Linked DNA regions of Homo sapiens: region 1 is linked to region 2. The links are chromatin contacts, found by Hi-C in ENCODE. All regions are on one chromosome and are shown on one strand. The core of a region is the stretch at or near the end of the contact, and the rest is flanking DNA. Distances in the headings are between cores, read along the strand shown. Region 1 holds the start of POM121C (POM121 transmembrane nucleoporin C). Region 2 overlaps POM121C (POM121 transmembrane nucleoporin C).

The links. A loop is a pair of places that touch in the nucleus more often than their neighbours do. Pooled maps may share reads with other maps.
Region 1: a loop to region 2 is called in a pooled map, with 2.8 times the contacts of the local background. The contact joins the promoter of POM121C here to the enhancer-like site in region 2. A Hi-C loop is called at or near these places in 1 of 50 pooled maps.

The regions. Positions count from the first base shown.
Region 1 is chr7:75,484,689-75,491,773 of GRCh38, reverse strand. POM121C (POM121 transmembrane nucleoporin C) reads left to right here and starts at 5,475. Exons shown (of 15, transcript NM_001099415.3): 1 at 5,475-5,910. It also overlaps a transcript of SPDYE5 not described here. RefSeq lists silencers at 5,568-5,717, 5,738-5,807 and enhancers at 5,251-5,750, 6,088-6,167.
Region 2 is chr7:75,441,721-75,448,859 of GRCh38, reverse strand. All of the region lies in intron 3 of POM121C (POM121 transmembrane nucleoporin C), which reads left to right. Among named protein-coding and RNA genes, the nearest start is that of POM121C, 41 kb to the left of the region's middle. RefSeq lists a silencer at 6,093-6,392. Within about 2 kb of position 5,889, at least 13 of the 41 ENCODE cell types and tissues checked have a DNase peak (open chromatin) inside an H3K27ac peak, as active enhancers do.

The DNA.
Region 1 (7,085 bases), core at 4,226-6,725, 43 kb before region 2:
ATCACTGCACTCCAGCCTGGGTGACAGAGCGAGACACCATCGCAAAAAAAAAAAAAAAAAAAAAAAAAAAATGGCTAAACAGCCCAGGTTTGGTCTGATATGTTCAGAAAAAAGCAAAACAGTCACCTCTCACCTTTTTTTTCTCCGCAGTGATGCAGTTGAATACAACAATGGCTGTAGGTATGCTGCAGAAATATCATTCAAGTGAAACAGAAGGGCTTTCCTGGCCAGACACAGTGGCCACTCCTGCAATCCCAACACTTTGGTTGGCTAAGGTGGGAGGATTTCTTGCGGCCAGGGGTTCAAGGCTGCAGTGAGCTGTGATCCACCACTGCATTCCAGGCTGGGCATCAGAGTGAGGCCTCTCTCTAAAAAAAAAACCACTCCCCAAAAAAAGGGATTTGCAAATACCAGCCTTTCAGCATGAGGATCACATGGAGGAACATTAAGATACAGTTGCTGGGACCCAGCCCTATTGATTGTAATTCAAAAACTGAGGTGGGGCCTGATTTAGCTCCATCATTGGAATCCATTCCGATTTGAAACTCTCTGGGTTGGACAGTTCAAGAGAGATCCTAAAGAAAGCAAAATCACTGTGGACTGAAATGAGTAGACAAGGTTTTCTGAGCATGGTGAAATATGATCTGGGCCTCGCTTGGGAGGGCTGTGGCCAGGCCTTGAGTCCTTGGCTCAGTGGGACCTTCTGAAACAGCCTCCAAGCTGCACCCCTGCTTCCTTTGCTTTTGGATGACCCCCTCCAGCAGCTTTGGTGCTGATGGGAATAAGTCGACCTGCAGCGGAAGTTCAGCCCAAGTCTCAGCCCAGCAGCCTCCCCAAACCTGGCCAGGGTCTGGTCATGCTGCCGTCTCTGCGGTTCTCTGTGGAGTTGTGGTTTCTGTACCTTGAAGAGAACTTCCCCTTCTGGGACCCAGAAACCCAGTGAACCCTCAGGAAAAAAGGGAATGAAATTACTGAAGACAACTCTGTGGCAGGGAGAGGGAAAAGAGGCTCTTTGTTTTTGTTTTTTATTTTTTATTTTTTTATTTTTTGAGACAGAGCTTCACTCTTGTTGCCCAGACTGGATTGTAATGGCTCAATCTCGGCTCACTGCAACCTCTGCCTCCCATGTTCAAGCACTTCTCGTGCCTCCGCCTCCAGAGTAGCTGGGACAATAGGCACACACCACCACACCCAGCTAATTTTCGTATTTGTGGTAGAGATGGGGTTTCGCCATGTTGCCCAGGCTGGTCTCGAACTCCTGGCCTCAAATCCACCTGCCTTGGCCTCCCAAAGTGCTGGGACTACAGATGTGGGCCACCGTGCCCAGCCCTCACTGTATGGATTTTCTAAAAAAAAAAAAAAAAAGATTACATTTGTCTTACTTGCCAAAAGGGAAATTAACCTTATCTCCTCTCCTTTTTAAAGAGTATTTCCTTGATAAACCTTGTAATATAAATAACTTCTTTTGTGCCTTTGATATGTACCTAAATCTTTTAAAAAGGTAAATGAACTTCTTGCCGACATTACAACCCAGGAATTTTTTTTTTTTTTTTTTTTTGGAGACAGAATCTCGCTGTCACCCAGGCTGGAGTGCAGGGGTATAATCTCGGCTCACTGCAACCTCCACTTCCCGGGTTCAAGCAATTCTCCCATCTCAACCTCCTGAGTAGCTGAGACTACAGGCGTCTGCCACCACGCCTGGCTAATTTTTGTATTTTTAGTAGAGACAGGGTTTCACCTTGTTGGTCTGGCTGGTCTTGAACTCCTGACCTCAGGTGATCCACCAGCCACGGCCTCCCAATGTGTGGGATTATGGGCGTGAGCCACCGTGCCTGGTCACAATCCAGGAATTTTTTTCTTAAGAGCCTAAGAGTCTTGTCTTTGAAATGTAAACCTGGAGGAAAATAGTGTCCCTATCTTCCTGTTGCCTAGGGAGTTTAGCCTAGGCAACTTGAGCTGTTACTACCTGCTTGTCAAGGAGATGTGAGAAGTTTTATTTTTTCATTGAATACAGGTAATTAACTAGCATGGATGGCCACGTTGATTTCCAGGTGAATTTAGGATGAGTGTTTAAGAATGTATAGCAGGCCAGGCGCGGTGGCTCACACCTGTAATCCCAGCACTCTGGGGGAGGCCGAGACGGGCGGATCACTTGAAGCCACACAGAAATCGAAAGAAGGAGTTTGAGTCCAGCCTGGCCAGTATGGCGAAACTCTGTCTCTACTAAAATACAAATATTAGCTGGGCATGATGGCACATGTCTGTAATTCCAGCTACTTGGGAGGCTTAGGCACGAGAATCACTTGAACCCAGGAGGTGGAGGTTACAGTGAGCCAAGAAGATCACACCACTACACTCCAGCCTGGATGACAGAATGAGACCCTGTCTCAAAAAAAACAAAACAAAAAAAACTGCATAGCAAGTCCTTTTGCATGAGGATGAGTTACTATTTATCTTGAGAGCGTGTATGCAATGGATTGTATCTGCCAGGCTATATAAAAAGGACGCTTTGGCCGGGCGCCATAGCTCACGCCTATAATCCCAGCACTTTGGGAGGCCTAGGCGGGCGAATTACGAGGTCAGGATTTCGAGACCATCCTAGCTAACATAACGAAACCCCATCTCTACTAAAAATACAAAAAATTAGCCAGGTGTGGTGGCTCGCGCCTGTAGTCTCAGTTACTTGGGAGGCTGAGGCAGGAGAATCCCTTAAACTGGGGAGGCAGAGGTTGCAGTGAGTCGAGATCGCACCACTGCACTCCAGCCTGGGCGACAGAACAAGATTTTGTCTCAAAAAAAAAAAAAAAAAAAAAAAAGGAGGGTTTATTTCTCTTTGCATCTCATTAATGGATCACCTGTGATGGGCATCACAGTCTGGTTTAATGCTTATTCAATAATAAAATTGTTTTCTTTATTTTCTGAATTTGTGGAGAGAATATTCTAGGTTAACAGAATAATCTATTTATTTACTTATTTATCTTGAGATGGAGTCTTGCTCTGTCTCCCAGGCTGGAGTGCAGTGGCCTGATCTCGGCTCACTGCAATCTCTGCCTCCCAGGTTCAAGTGATTCCCCTGCCTCAGCCTCCCAAGTATCTGGGACTACAGGCACGCACCACCGCACCCGGCTAATTTTTTGTGTTTTAGTAGAGACGGGGTTTCACCATGTTGGCCAGGATGGTCTTGATTTCCTGACCTCATGATCCGCCGGCCTCGGCCTCCCAAAGTGCTGGGATTACAGGCGTGAGCCACTGCACCTGGCTTCAGAAGAATTTATTTTTAGTCTTTTCCTTACCAGTTTTTATGAAACAACTGGGCAAGAACACTGTTAGATTTCACCAAAAAATTGTGATGAATCATTGTCTTTATGATCCCATTTTTGAAAATTGACATTTTAATTGTAAACCAAAAATAAAATTCTAAGCCCCCACAACTGACTCAGTGGACTCCCCTGTTGGCCAACAGGATCCAAAATAAACATGGAAAACTAATTTAGGTCATGATGGGAAGGAGGGGGTTGGATATGCCTTGTCATAATTCTCCTCCCGTCAGAGTTTAGGCACAGCTGACCAACATTATGATCTCTATTAGAATAGACATCATAGGACTGACAAAACAGGCTCTTTTTATCAGTAAGATACCCATCTCCAACCAGACTCTGATATAGCATCACATGACAGATAGCAGTCCCTGAAGTAAATCACAGTATTTTACCCCATAACATATTTTCTTTGACAAACTTTAAAATAGTCCTGCAAAGCCATCTCTTTGGGGGAAATTTGCATTCTGTAGAGAATCTCTTTGCCTTACAGAAAAGACTCCAGGTCTTTTCTGGAGAGTCTGACACCTTTTAAGATCCAATAAGAGATATTTATCATCTATTCTCTCTGAAGCCTGTTCTGAGGCTTCACCTACATAACAAGAACCTTGGTTTCCACAATCCCCCTTATCTTAACTCAAACTTTTCCTTCTTTTTTTTCCCTCCCTCTTTTTCCTTCCTTCCTCTCTCTCTTTTTCTCTCTCTCTCTTTCTTTTCTTCTCTGTTGCCCAAGCTGGAATGCAGTGGTGCCATCATGGCTCACTGTAGCCTCAACTTCCCAGGCTCAAGCGATCCTCCCATCTCAGCCTCCTGAGTAGCTGAGTCTACAGGCATGCACCACCACACCTGGATAATTATTTTTTTTTTTGTAGAAGTGGGGGTCTCGCTGTGTTGCCCAGGCTGTCCTTGAACTCCTGGCCTCAAGGGATCCTCCCAGCTCACCCTCCCAAAATGCTGGGAATACAGGCATGAGCCACCGCAATGGCCCATTTCTTTATGTAGTCTTCCAGCTGTTCAGCCAACACTTAACTCTGAACCAACTGCCAGTCTTTCAATCTACTAGTGACCTGAAAGCCTTTCCTGGCTGACCCAACATATACTTCCCATGTATTGATTTATGTCTTTGCCTGTAACTACTGTCTCCCTAAGATGCATAAAACCAAGCTGTAACCCAACTACTTTGGGCTCACGTTCTCAGGACCCCCTGAGGCTGTGTCACCAGCCATGGTCACTCAAATAGGAGGCCCAGAATAAAACTCTTTATAGACTTTGACTCTTTTTGGTCAACATAACCTAACCCTAAACATAATCCTCCTGGGGAAGGTAGGATCACAGGTATCTCTTCCTCGTTCAGTTTGTGTGTGTATGTCCTTATTTCTCTACGGTTTTTAGGCATTCGCTGTGTGATCTAGAAAAGCTATGGAGTCTCGCTTTGTCGCCAGGATGGAGTGCAGTGGCGTGATCTCGGCTCACTGCAACCTCCACCTCCCAGGTTCAAGTGATTCTCCTGCCTTAGCCTCCCGAGTAGCTGGGATTACAGGCACGCGCCACCACGCCCAGCTAATTTTTGTATTTTTAGTAGAGACAGGGTTTCATCATGTTGGCCAGGATGATCTCTATCTCTTGACCTCGCGATCTGCCCGCCTCGGCCTCCCAAAGTGCTGGGATTACAGGCTTGAGCCACTGCGCCCAGCTACAAATTCTATTTTCTTTTTGTTCCTTGGAAAGCATCGCTGGGCATTTATCCTGTCCCAGTATTTGAGTGAAACTTCTCAGCATTTCAGAGCAGTGACCATGATACACCCTTTCCTTTCCTTCTCCTTATGGGAAACTCCGTTCTAACCCAGAGGACTTGGGCTCCAGGACCCAGTAACGGAGCCCTGGATTTGACCCTAAAAGGGAGTAAAGACAAAGGTGAAGTTCAGTCCGGGGTTCAGGGCTGCCAAAGCTCATAGCCTGGAGCTTCTTAACCTTTAGGCAGGGTAGAGACATTTAAGACGGCCCCAAAACTGGGGGAGCGCGTAGGCTCCTGGGAAATAGAGTCCGTTACTTGTCCTGGGACCCGCGGTGGGTGTCCCGGGAGGCGGACTTCCGGTGCACTCCTGCGCTTGTGCACCTCTCCCTGCGTGCGTGTTCGCACATGCGCGCCACCTCCGCACTGCCCTCGCTTCCTGTGCCTCTTCAGGTCATCGCTTGCTCTCGTTCCCAGGCTTTGGCTTCTAGTGGACGAGAATCACCGAGTCTGCGGGGCTGGATGCTGACCGCCCGGACCAGCACCTAGGCGGGCGGGAGCTGTGCGGCCCAGGGTTCGCGCGGGCCGGGTAGAGGCTCGAGCTGGGACCCCCGAGCGTGAACCCCGGAGCCGGCGGCGCTGGGGCCAGAGGGGCCGGGAGCCCCAGGGAGGCGGATCTGGGCCCCGAGAAGGACACCCGCCTGGATTTGCCCCGTAGGCCCGGCCCGGGCCCCTCGGGAGCAGAACAGCCTTGGTGAGGTGGACAGGAGGGGACCTCGCGAGCAGACGCGCGCGCCAGCGACAGCAGCCCGCCCCGGCCTCTCGGGAGCCGTGGGGCAGAGGCTGCGGAGCCCCAGGAGGGTAAGTCTTGGGTTTTTGGGCCCGGAGCGAGAAGGGCCTGGGTGAAGTCACCTTGTGTTGGGGACCTTTGAGTGTGGGGCAGAGGGAGGGTCCCGATTGCTTGCCGGAGAGACATGTGTTGGGTTTGAGGGCAGGGTCCGGCTGCACCGAACAGGTGCTGCATGGGAAGATCTGGGAGGACGAGGCTTACGGAGGCGTGGAGGGTGTCACCACCCTCAGCTGCGGACGTCGTCTCCACTCCCCGCTAACCCCTAACAGTCCTTCCTCCTCCTCTCCGTGCTCCAGATTTCGACCGCCTCTAAACGTCCGTCAGCACTTCTATTCTCTCACTTAAGTGTCTGCTGATCCCCCCCCTTAGACCTGCCCTGGGAGAATCGTAGTAATGCAGGAACAGTCTGCAGGGATTCTCTGCTGCTGCCTCAGTTGCTAGGGGAAGAGACTGGGCCTTAGGTGGGTGACTTGACCAGGTCACCGGCTTTGTGGGTAGAGCTGCTCATAGTAGAACCCAGGAGACTTATCTCCCAGGCCAGTGTTCTTTCTCCCGTATCCTAGTTTTCTTAATAGAAGATTATTAGGTGCAGCAATAACCAAGTTCAGTTAGATAATTTAGAAACAAAACCATATTTTATACACATTCATTTCATTTCTGAGAGCTCACATACTCAATTCCTATGGCTTATTTTATTTTAAGCAGTTTAAAGAGACAATAAGAAAATGCGGGCGGGATGCAGTGGCTCACACCTGTAATCCGAGCATTTTGCGGGGCTAGGGCAAGAGTATCCCTTGAGACCAGGAGTTAGAGACCAGCCTAGACAACATGGGGACACCCTGACTACAAAAAATACAAAAGTCGCCAGGCATGCTGGGATGCATCTGTGGTCCCAGCTACTCAGGAGGCTGAAGTGGGAGGATGGATGGAGCCCAGGAGGTCGAGGCTGCAGAGAGCCGTGAATGCACCACTGCACTCCAGCCTGGGTGGCAGATTGAGACCCTGTCTCAACCAACAAACCACAAAAAACATGAGCCGTATAATGGGAATTTTTTTTCTTTTTGCGCCTTGTATTTGATGATGATGGCAGACTATTTGTAAAAGGAGTCATGTTACCCATGAGAGTCTAACTCATCTAATTACTACCTGATTATCTTAGAGTTACAGGCGCATGCTTCCCCTATCA
Region 2 (7,139 bases), core at 4,640-7,139:
TGTAAGGCTTTGGCTGTTTTTCAGAGTTGTTTCTAATAATTATTTGGTTTTTTTTTTTTGAGACAGAGTTTCACTCTTGTTGCCCAGGCTGGAGTGCAGTGGCGCCATCTCGGCTCACTGCAACCTCCGCCTCCCCGTTCAAGCGATTCTCCTGCCTCACCCTCCCGAGTAGCTGGGATTACAGGCATGTGCCACCACACTTGGCTAATTTTGTATTTTTAGTAGAGATGGGGTTTCACCATGTTGGTCAGTCTGGTCTCAAACTCCTGACCTCAGGTGATCCACCTGCCTCGGCCTCCCAAAGTGCTGGGATTATAGGTGTGAACCACTGCGCCTGGCCTTTTTTTTTTTTTTTTTCTGTTTCTGTTGGGTGATGGGAGCTTGGAGCTGTCTACTCTGCCCTTTTGCTGATATCAGTCCTCAATTATATTTTAAAGAGATTTAAATAATAAGGAAAAACAGGCACATATAAATATATGTAGTTACCATTTTCAATGCCTTTCATTCCTTTGTGTAGATCCAGATTTCCATTTGGTATTTTTCTTCTGCCTGAAGGACATCCGTTAACATTTCTTACTGTGTTTGTTGGTGATGAATTCTTTCAGCTTTTTATTTATTTGTTTGAGACAGAGTCTCGCTCTGTTACCCAGGCTGGAATGCAGTGGCACAATTATGGCTCACTGGAGCCTCGACCTCCCAGGCTCAAGGAAACCCCCAGGCTCAAGTGAACCTCCCAGCTCAGCCTCCCAAGTAACTGAGACTCCAGGCATGTGCCACTACGCTTAGCTAATTTTTGTGTTTTGTTTGTTTGTTTGGTTGGTTTTTTTTTTTTTTTTGAGACGGAGTCTAGCTCTGTCGCCCAGGCTGGAGTGCAGTGGCGCGATCTCGGCTCACTGCAAGCTCCACCTCCTGGGTTCACACCATTCTCCTGCCTCAGCCTCCCGAGCAGCTGGGACTACAGGCGCCTGCCACCACGCCTGGTTAATTTTTTTGTATTTTTAGTAGAGACGGGGTTTCACCGTGTTAGCCAGGATGGTCTCGATCTCCTGACCTCGTGATCCGCCTGCCTCGGCCTCCCAAAGTGCTGGGATTACAGGCGTGAGCCACTGCTCCTGGCCTAATTTTTGTTTTTTTTTTTAGAGACAGGGTCTCACTATGTTGCCCAGGCTGTTCTCGAACTCTGGGGCTCAAGCAATCTGCCCAGCTCAGCCTCTCAAAGTGTCTCCCAGCTTTTATGTGTCTGAAAATATGTTTATTTAACTTTCTTAAAATATATTTTCATTGGGCATAAAATTCTAGGTTTGCAGTTTTTGCCTTCAGCACTTTAAAGATCAAGTTGCACTGCTGTTGTCTCTCACTTGCACTATTTCTGGCAAGAAATTTGGTATCATTCTTATCTTTGTTCCTGTGTAAAATAACATGTACTATTTTCCCAGCTGCCTTCAGGATTTGATCTATATCATTGGTTTTGAGCAATTTGATTATGTGATTTGTTACAGTTTTCTTTGTATTTCTTGTACTTGACATTGAGCTTCAGGTCTGTGGGTTTATATTTTTCATTACATTTGGAAAATTTTTGGCCATTATTTCTTCTAATATTTTTCCATATCTCAACTTTGTAAACATATGGGATATAGTTAAAATTAATGTTAATGTCTTTCTCTGTTCATTTTAATATGTGTCAGTTTGGGGTTGGTTTGGATCAAAATAAGGATTGATTGGTTGTTATTATGGGCTGTGTTTTCTTGCTTATTTATATGCCTAGTAATAGGATGCCAGGATGCCAGACATTGGAGATTTTACCTTGTTGAGTAATGGTCATTTTTTTTTTTTTTTTTTTTTTTTTTTTTTTGAGACGGAGTCTCGCTCTGTTGCCCAGGCTGGAGTGCAGTGGCGCCATATCGGCTAACTGCAAGCTCCGCCTCCCGGGTTCACGCCATTCTCTTGCCTCAGCCTCCCGAGTAGCTGGGACTACAGGCGCCCGCCACCATGCCTGGCTAATTTTTTGTATTTTAATAGAGATGGCGTTTCACCGTGGTAGCCAGGATGGTCTCGATCTCCTGACCTCATGATCCACCCACCTCGGCCCCCCAAAGTGCTGGGATTACAGGCGTGAGCCACCGCGCCCAGCCAATTTTTTATTCCTATATACATTTTCTTGAGCTTTGTTTTGGGATGTATTTAAGATCATTGGAAAGTTGGATCCTTTCAGGTCTTGTTTTGATGATTCATTAGGTGGGTCCAAAGCAATGCTCAATCTAAGACTGATTCTTTCCCATTCCTGGGGTGCTTGAGTACTCCACACAGAGCCCTATAAATTGTGAGTTTTTCCAGTCTGATTTGTGGCGACCCCCATCTCTACAAAAAAATAAAGAGGCTGGGCACAGTGGCTCATGCCTATAATCCCAGTACTTTGAGAGGCTGAGGCAGGCAGATCACCTGAGGTCAGCAGTTTGAGACCAGCCTGTCCAACATGGTGAAACCCAGTCTCTACTAAAAATACAAAAATGTAGCCAGGTGTGGTGGTGGGTGCCTATAATCCCAGCTACTCCACTGAGGCTGAGGCAGGAGAATCGCTTGAACCTGGGAGGCAGAGGTTGCAGTGAGCTGAGATCGCACCACTACACTCCAACCTGGGCGACAAGAGCAACACGCCATCTCAAAAAATAAAAATAAGTAAATAAATAAAAGACCATCTCATCCAGAAATGCCTTTATAGATACACCCATAAATAAATGTTTAACCAAGTATCTGTGCACCCCATGGTCCCTTCAAGTTGACACATGAAATTACCCATCACTCCAGCCTTCAGCCGTGGGTTTGCGTCATGCATAGATTTCTAGAACTCCCTCTTTGCATAGTGCCCTCCTTTCTTTTTTCTGCCCCATTTCTCTGCCATTTCAGCTGTCTCAGCCTGATCTCTGCCTCCTCATCTCTGCCTCTTCAGCCCAGCGGGATCTCCCTACTGTGCTCAGACTCCAGCTCTCTGCACTGCAGTTGGGAAACGATCCCCAGGTAGAGGAACTAGGTGACTTTGGGGCTCATCTCACAAGTTTCCTTACACTTAGGGATCAGTCTTTTGCTTCCTGTTGTCCTCTGCCTGAAAGTAGTTGCCAAGTTGTACTGTTTTATATATCCACCACAGCATGAGTTAAACCAAAGTCTGGATCAGCAGACTGCCAGATTTTTTTTTAACAAATTTATTAATCAATACATTTTGTCCATGTCTACAGTTGTTTATGGTGGGAGGACTAACCTGCAGCTGGAAGGATTAATTTTCAGCTGCTTTATAGTATTTTATTATATGAATTATACCAGTTTGCCCATCCTTGTGTTGATAGACATTACCCATGAAGTGTGTTCACATTGTCTGTGATACAAATAATGCTTCAGTGACTATCTACCCAGAATGGGATTGCGGGTTTATAGGATACATACTTCTTCACCCTTATTTTTTACTAGTTATTGCCAAATTGCTTTCCAAATTGTACTGTTTCATATATCCACAACGGCATGAGTTCTGTTTGTTTCACATCCATGCTAAGACTTGATCTTGTTAAATTAATTTTTCTAGTGTATAAATGAGTGCAAAATATTGTTAGTCTTTCCTAGATTACTAGTGAGGTTAAATGTATATGTGTATGTACGTATATGCACATATGTATATATTATTAGGTATTTGTGTTTCCCATTCGATAGCTTTTTTATATCAATTGTCCTTTTTAAAAATTGGGTCATCTTTTTGTTATTGATTCTTTGGAGTTCTTTATAAATTCTACTTATGAATCCTCTTTTGGTTATATGTGTTACGTTGTTTTTCCCAGTCTTGGCTTGTCTTTTAGATGTGTATCTTGTCTTTTCCCATACAGAAGTGTTAACTTTTTGTGTGTGTGTGATCTCACTCTGTTGCCCAGGCTGGAGTGCAGTGGTGCGATCTCAGCTCAGTGCAACCTCTGCCTTCTGGGTTCAAGCGATTCTCCAGCCTCAGCCTCCTGAGTAGTACTACAGGCACATGCCACCACACCAGGCAAATTTTTGTGTTTTTTTTTAGTAGAGACTGGGTTTTACCATGTTGCCTAGGCTGGTCTCGAACTCCTGAGCTCAAAGCAATCCACCAGCCTCGTCTCCAAATGTGCTAGATTATGTGTAAGCCATCACTCCCGGCCCAGAAGTACTAACTTTTAATGTAGTCATATTTATCTATATTTCCTACATGACTTGTGCCCTTTGTGTATTCATCTCTTTACCTCTAAACACAGGAGTGCCCCGAGGGCTCAGGCTATGGACCTCTCTATTTACATTAATTCTCAGTCATCTTGCTTGGTTTCAGGAGATCTGTACCCTGACGGCTTTTATGTGTAGCTCCTCCACTTAACTCCAGCCACACACAATAGTTCAAAGAGCCCCTACTGACCTAGACACTATGTTTCTTCTTCCCCTGTTACCCAGGTTTCTTGAGTAGGGAGTCTGCAGTCACTGCCTCCATTTCTTCACCTTCCAGTCACTGTTCAACCCAGGGCAGCCTGGCTTTTGTCCCACTAGTCTACTGATACTGAGATTTTTTTCTTAAGCAACACAGTCCCCCCTCCGCCCCCCCCCCCCTTTTTTTTTCAAATTAAGTCTTATGTGAAGTCACAGTATATTAAATAGAAGAATTACTTTGGCACTGGGTTGGGGAGGATCTGGAACCCAAACTGCACCTTCTTCTCATCTCTCTGAGTTGCCCCAGAGGCATCTATACCTTTCCAACTTTTCTATCCCCAAAACACCCTAATCTCCAGCGATACTGAACAATTCCATCTCTGGACTTCTGCACAGTGCTCCTTCATCTTCCTTGAACCTGCCAGACCTCTCAGCTCCAGGAGCACTTCCCTGCCTTCCTTCCCCTTTATCACAACTTTTTTTTTTTTTTTTTTTTTTTGAGATGGACTCGCTCTGTCGTCCAGGCTGGAGTGTGCAGTGGCATGATCTCGGCTCACTGCAACCTCCACCTCCCGGACTCAAGCAATTCTCCTGTCTCAGCCTCCCGAGTAGCTGGGACTACAGGCACGCGCCACCATGCCCAGCTAATTTTTGTATTTTTAGTAGAGACGGGGTTTCACCATATTGGTCAGGCCGGTCTTGAACTCCTGACCTCAGGTGATCCGCCCGCCTCCGCCTTCGAAGTGCTGGGAATACAGGCATGAGCCACTGCGTCTGGCCTCTTTTTTTGTTCCCGTTATCACACTGATAACATTGAATTGCAATCTTTTACTTACACATCTTCCTTACTAAACAGAGCTTATAAAGATCAGAGATCCTCTATTTTCCCCCTTAATCTCTTTAATGTATATAAACAATGGAATGAATAAATCAATGAATGAATGTCTGAGGAAACTTAACTACACCAAAGTGTATTGGCAGACTACCAGACTTTTTAAACAGCTTTATTAAGATATAATTCACAAACCATACAGTTCATAGGGTGGTGCAACCGCCAACACAATCTAATTTTAAACTATGTTTATGCTGCTACGAGAAAGCCTATACCCATAAGCAGTCATTTTCTATTCCCCACCCCCAAACCCACTCCTTAGCCCTAGGCAACCACTAATCTACTTTCTCAGACCGATAACTTTAGCATAGGTATAAATCGATCACAGAGCCTCAAAATCCACCCGATATCTGGGCCATGATGTGAAATTTGGTAGGTAATCGTCCCACGTTATCAACTTGTAAAGTAGAAATGGAAGTGGGGGGGAAAACTCAGCCGCCAGTGGCGTTTGTGAAAAGCACCTGGTAACAGGCTGTGCTGGAGGGGAGTTCAGCCCCTAGAAAAGATCACGGATTAGGAATTACATAAGCATAGGTCTCGGGTCCTTTTATTTTGGACGCGATCCTTTCACGGGATCGCCTCCGGATGGGAGCCGGATGGGATCCCGGACGGGATCGTCTCGCTGGGAGCCATGCAGGAAACCGCAAGAGTCAGAAACAGGCGTTGAAGGCAGGCAGCATTTTCCAAAACAGCTGTGTCTCGGGAGCTGCCGGGCTGTAGCGTCTCCCCGAGTCGCGCGCGCATGACGTGGCGGGCGCGCGATGACGCGACGCGTGGCGCGGTGCACGCTGGGATATTTAAGTCTCCTCCGCGGCGCGGAGCCGCGATGTCTCCGGCGGCTGCGGCGGCTGGAGCAGGCGAGCGGCGGCGGCCGATAGCGAGTGTCAGGGACGGCCGGGGCCGGGGCTGCGGCGGGCCGGCCGGGGCGGCGCTTCTCGGCCTGTCGCTGGTCGGCCTCCTACTGTACCTCGTGCCTGCTGCGGCTGCGCTGGCCTGGCTGGCCGTGGGGACTACCGCGGCCTGGTGGGGACTGAGCCGCGAGCCCCGAGGTTCGCGCCCCTTGTCCTCCTTCGTTCAGAAGGCGCGACATCGGCGAACACTGTTCGCTTCGCCTCCGGCCAAGTCGACAGCCAACGGAAACCTCCTAGAGCCGCGGACCCTGCTCGAAGGACCTGACCCTGCCGAACTGCTCCTCATGGGCAGTTACCTGGGCAAGCCCGGGCCGCCGCAGCCCGCCCCCGCTCCGGAGGGCCAGGACCTGCGGAATAGGCCTGGCCGCCGCCCACCCGCCCGCCCGGCGCCGCGCTCCACACCGCCCTCCCAGCCGACCCATCGCGTTCACCACTTTTACCCCTCTCTCCCCACTCCTCTTCTCCGACCCTCCGGGAGGCCTTCCCCACGGTGAGATGCGCTGATTTTCCCAGATCATCCTCTGGCTCGGCTGGCTTGAAATCGAGGACTTGACTTTTAAATCCGATTTGCATTTTCATCAAATCCGAAGGGAATTGTGTGTGGTTTTGCCCTCCTTAACACCTTGGTGTGTGCCAGCCGTCTCCTGGCCTCTGACTCTTGCTTGGTGTGAGATGTGTTGCCAAAACGATTCCCTTCTTTCCAGTTCTAAAAACTCCCCGAATTTTAGTGCAGTCTAGATTTAGTCTAGATTTAGATTTTCCCTCTCAAATTGTTGCAATCCATTGTTGAGACAGCTGTTAAGCAGCTGTCACTCTCTGCTCTTAGATGGAATAGGGGAAAGTTGCCATAAAAACAACGTGTTCTGTGTTGCGTAGAAAGAGATTTAAGTTCTTTGGAAAATGTCTTAACTGGT